2 separate regions of the Homo sapiens genome follow, and region 1 is linked to region 2. A link is a loop called in an ENCODE intact Hi-C map of the cell type or tissue named here. Cell type or tissue: K562. All regions are shown on one strand.

Region 1 (2,500 bases), 200 kb before region 2:
CATGAGGTGGGAGTCATGGTAGGGTTTTTAGCAGAGGAGTGACATGATCTGACTTAAGTCTTCACAGGATTCCTTGGGATCCTACTTGGACAATGGATAGAGGAGAAGCAAGGGGGTAACTCGGGAGACCAATGAGGAGGCAATTGCAGTGGTCCAGGCGAGGGAAGAAGGTGGTTTGGACCAGGGTGGTTTCGTCGTACCTTGTGAAGGATGGATTGTGGGGACTGGCGACAGATCAGCGTGTTGTGGGATCGCGGAGCTGAGGTCAAATTTCCAGGACAGTGCCTGGCTCATGATAGGTACTCAGTAAATATCAGTTGAAAGAATAAGGTCTGAACTAAGTCAGTGGCAATGGAGATGGACAGGAGAACTAAAAGGGTTAGGATTCTTTTGATTGCAAGTGACAGAAACTTAGCTCAGACTGCGTCAAGTGAAAAGGTGAAGTATTGGTTTAGATAACCGGGAGGGAAGTTCTGAAATAACATTACTTCAAGCAGGGCTGGCGCCAACGGTGTGTGTAAGGCCGTCAGGGCTGGCTCTCGTCCCCTCTCTTTCTGTCACTCGCTCCATGGGTTGACTTTATTCTCAAGCAGGCTCTTTCCCTGTGGTGGTCAAGATGGGCATCTTGCAGAGATTGTGGGGATAAGCAGCCCCACATCCTCCCAGATCAGTAACCCCAAAAGTGTCCTCTTGGAAGTCTCAGCGGATCATATCTGGAGGAGACCCCGATTGGGTCTGCTTGGATCCTGGGCCCATCCCTGAACCAGTCGTCGTGGCCAGGAAGATGGGGAACTCTGGTCGGTCAACTCCAATCACATACCCGCCTTAGTGGCAGCTGTGGGAGCCACGGCCAGGCCGGCTGAGTGATGGCCCCTCCAAGACCATAGGGCGAGGGCAAGAAGTTTCCAAACAAACTGCCAAAAGGGGAAGAGAAATTGTATGGGGAAGACGCAATTTCTAGTTATCACAGACTTCTGGTAGGGGACAGATTCCCGAGGGGATATGGGGGCAGATCAGAGAGGGAAGGACTGGGGATGGGCTTTCGGCTGCACCTGGAAGAAAACCGTGGGCTCCTCTGGCCACCAGGGGGCAGCAGATTCACACAGAGTCATTCACGAGTCCTTGACACGCCGCGTCTCCTCCAGCAGGGGGTGCTATTTACTGCTCCTTGTAGAAAAAGTTGGGTGGAAGTAAAATTTGGCAAATTCTGGGTCTTATTTCAGATACCCTTGAATGGGGGGGCTTTCCTTTTAAAGAATTCTCATTGCAAATCTTTTTTTCTTCTGTTTTTTGAGACCGAGTCTCACTCTGTTGACCAGGCTGGAGTGCAGTGGCGCCATCTCAGCTCACTGCAACCTCTGCCTCCGGGGTTCAAGCCGTTCTCCTGTCTCAGCCTACCAAGTAGCTGGGACTACAGGCGCGAGCCACCACGCCTGGCTAATTTTTGTATTTTTAGTAGAGACAGGGTTTCATCAAGTTGGCCACTGCAGTGAGCCACCGCGCCTGGCCTTTTTTTTTTTTTTTTCCCTCTTTTTTTTTGAGGCAAATCTTTTTCTTTTCTCTTCTTTTTCTTTCTTTCTTTTTTTTTTTTTTTGTGGCAAATCTTTTTAATAAAATAGGATCTTTTGAAAGAACGTGCCGGGCGCGGTGGCTCACGCCTGTAATTCCAGCACTTTGGGAGGCTGAGGTGGGTGGATCACCTGAGGTCAGGAGTTCAAGACCAGCCTGACTAACATGGAGAAACCCCGTCTCTACTAAAAATACAAAATTAGCCAGGCGTGGTGGCACATGCCTGTAAATCCAGCTACTCGGGAAGCTGAGGCAGGAGAATCACTTGAGTCAGGGAGGTGGAGTTTGTTGCGGTGAACCGAGATTGTGCCATTGCACTCCAGCCCGGGCAACACCAGCAAAACTCCGTCTCAAACAAACAAACAAACAAACAAAGAAAAGAAAAAACACAGTGGAGAGCTTAAGAGTATCTATTTAGGCTTATTTTCAGCAGAGATGGTTCCATTTTACATCCCACTGCTTATTAGGTATGTGGCCTTGGGCGAGTTTTCTCTCTGATCCTCCGTTTCCTAATCTGTAAACTAGGGGAAACACCTACCTTGCAGGGGTTCCATATTCCATCGGCCCCAATGACTTATTTAACATTTTAAAAACTGAGCTGGATATAATTCTAGGAGTTGGACCCAACAGTAAACAAAACAAATGAACATTCCTGGCATTATGGAGCCAGCCTTCTAATGGGGAAAACAGATGAGAAATAAAACACTCAGTCTTTTGGATAAAGTGCTTAGAATAGGGTCTGCCTGGTACATGGTAAACCCTGAATAATGTTAACTTGAAAAGCAGAAGTTGAATCTTGTTGTATGCAACCTGTTGAGGCCAATTGGGTTGCACAAAAGATTCCTGTATCAGGGAGAAATTGTACCAACCTGGGCCTAAGATAGGGCTGGATGTACAGTAGGTGCTTCATAAATGCTCATGGGTACTTGAG
Region 2 (2,500 bases):
AGCACTATGCTTAGCTAGGGGGTCTGTTTAACTGTCCCCTGCCCCCAACTCCCTACTGTATGAGAAACACCAGACTCAATGGCCTAAGGGTTCTCAAAGGATTAACTTTCTTTTAAAATATATTTATACTTTAAAAAGTGAAGGAAGAATAATGTATGCATACAGAAAAAAAAGAAGAAAAATAAAGAATCTAAGAGTTCAAGTCCACATCTTGTAAAAAATGATTTTCTCTCCACCCCTTCTCGGCCTTCCCAAAGGCAAAAATCTATACATACTCCCACATTTTTAAAAATGGCCGGGTGTGGTGGCTCACACCGGTAATCCTAGCACTTTGGGAGGCTGAAGCAGGCAGATCACTTGAGGTCAGGAGTTCAAAACCAGCCTGGCCAATGTGATGAAACCCCAGCTCTACTAAAAAAGTACAAACACATTATCCGGGGGTGGTGGTACGTGCCTGTAATCCCAGCTACTCGGGGGGCTGAGGCAGGAGAATTGCTTGAACCTGGGAGGCAGAGGTTGCAGTGAGCTAAGATCGTGCCACTGCACTCCAACCTGGGCAACAGAGCAAGACTCTGTCTCAAAAGCAAAAACATATATATATATATATAAAATGTATGTATATATAGTGATATAGTATACCCTCTGCCTGCAGCTTGCTCTTTTTTGTAACAGTAGATTTCATTCACTACCAGTATGTCCCACTCTGTTTTAGATGCATAGATGGCCTTTAGATGAATGCATAATTTATTTAATCAGCCCTTACTGATGGACTTTAAATTGTTTCTAGCATTTGCAATTATAAGCAATGTGACAATGAATATGTTTGTGTATCTGTAGACATGTGCAAGCATTTATGTAGGATAAATTCCTAGAAGTGGAAGTACAGGATCAAAGGAATGTGCATTTTATTTTATGTTTCAGCAGGTTCTGCCAAAAGAGGCTGCAATGCTTCAAGCACCCCACAGCAATGTTCGGGGGCTGCTTTGCCCACATGCCTCTGGTCCCAATTAAGATGAGAAATCACCGTCCCACATTGCCACCTGCTGCTCATATTGAGAAATGCATCCTTCCTATAGCCAGCCCAGGGCTGCTCCCAGAGTGATGGGGGGAGTTCCTCTGCGTCTAATCAGACTCCTCTGGAGCATCTGTGTGGAGGAAATGGTAATGGAGAAACCCAATTTTTCCTGGGGAAGCAATCAGTGCTAGGATGTGGCAGGTGCTTTATGCACAGGATTTTGCAGACAGACAGACCAAGTTTCCACCTACCAGCTGCATGTCTATGACAAGTGATCTCACCTCTCTGAGCCTCAGTTTCCTTATCTGCAACATGGGTATGTGAATAACAACCTTCCAGCATGGATGGCAAGATTTGATAAGCTCAAATGAGTTCCTCTAAAAAGATAATAAAGGACACAAACAGCCGGCTCATAAACAGGAAATGCAAATGGCTACTGAAACACAAAAAAATACAAAAATTAACCAGGCTCAGTGGCACGTGCCTGTAGTCCCAGCTACTTGGGAGGCTGAGTTGGGAGGATCGCTTGAGCCTGGGAGGTCAAGATTGCAGTGAGCCGAGGTCTCGCTACTGCACTCCAGTCTGGGTGACAGAGCAAGACTCTGTTTCAAAACAACAAAAAAACCACACACACCCAGAGATGTTTCATCACAGTAGTCAGTGATATGCCACATAGAGCCAGATGTCCTTTTTTCCATCAGATTGGCAATTATTTAAAGGCTGATAACTGCATGTTGGCAAGGTTGTGGTAACATGCAAATTAAAGCAATAAGTTACCCACCTCTGCCCATCAGATTAGCAAATAAATGGAAAGATTGATGGCATCTGGTGGAGCAGATTTCTTCCCTTTAGGTAGGCGGATGAATTGCTCTGTGGTTTTGGAAATGATGTGGCAGAAGCAGATAAAAATTTTAATGTATAGGGCCTTTGACCTGGCAAAACCACTTCTAAGAAGTGGGCAGAGAGAAATGAAATAACCAGATGGTAGAACAGATACAAGTACAATGAAATGGTATAAAAGCAAAAAGAAAGAAAGATAGAATATTGACATCTGTCAGAGGGAAATGGCTAACTACTGAAACAGCCATGTGAGGGCTAAAAAAATGTATTGGTTTTTTGTTTTTGTTTTTGTTTTGAGATGGAGTCTTGCTCTGTCACCCAGGCTGGAGTGCAGTGGCGTGATCTTGGCTCACTGTAACCTCTGTCTCACCAGGCTCAAGTGATCCTCCCACCTCAGCCTCCCAAGTAGGTGGGATTACAGGCGCTTGCCGCCATGCCCGGCTAATTTTTTGTATTTTTGGTAGAGATGGGGTTTCGCCATGTTGGCCAGGCTGGTCGCAAACTCCTGACCTCAAGTGATCTACCTGTCTCAGCCTCCCAAAGTGCTAAGATTACAGGCATGAGCCACCGTGCTCGGCCAGATGTCTTGTATTTTTAATGTTAATTTCATATCCTTCTACTTTGCTGGATTCATTTATTGCTGGA

What was found. Peaks named below come from ENCODE experiments on the same cell type or tissue, not always from the same donor. Only the 100,000 strongest peaks of a DNase experiment are listed, where the experiment ranks them.
Region 1: a loop joins it to region 2, with 8 times the contacts of the local background. A loop is called at or near these places in 93 of 110 quality-filtered maps.

Annotation. Positions count from the first base shown.
Region 1 is chr20:49,332,995-49,335,494 of GRCh38, forward strand. The region is part of intron 2 of LOC105372649 (a long non-coding RNA gene); the gene reads left to right. Among named protein-coding and RNA genes, the nearest start is that of SNORD12, 54 kb to the left of the region's middle. RefSeq lists an enhancer at 1,184-1,243. In K562, a CTCF peak has its summit at 1,109 (motif pointing right); a DNase peak (open chromatin) is centred at 1,087; H3K27me3 peaks cover 1,052 bases.
Region 2 is chr20:49,533,382-49,535,881 of GRCh38, forward strand. The region is part of intron 5 of PTGIS (prostaglandin I2 synthase); the gene reads right to left. Among named protein-coding and RNA genes, the nearest start is that of PTGIS, 34 kb to the right of the region's middle. In K562, a CTCF peak has its summit at 1,046 (motif pointing left); a DNase peak (open chromatin) is centred at 1,080.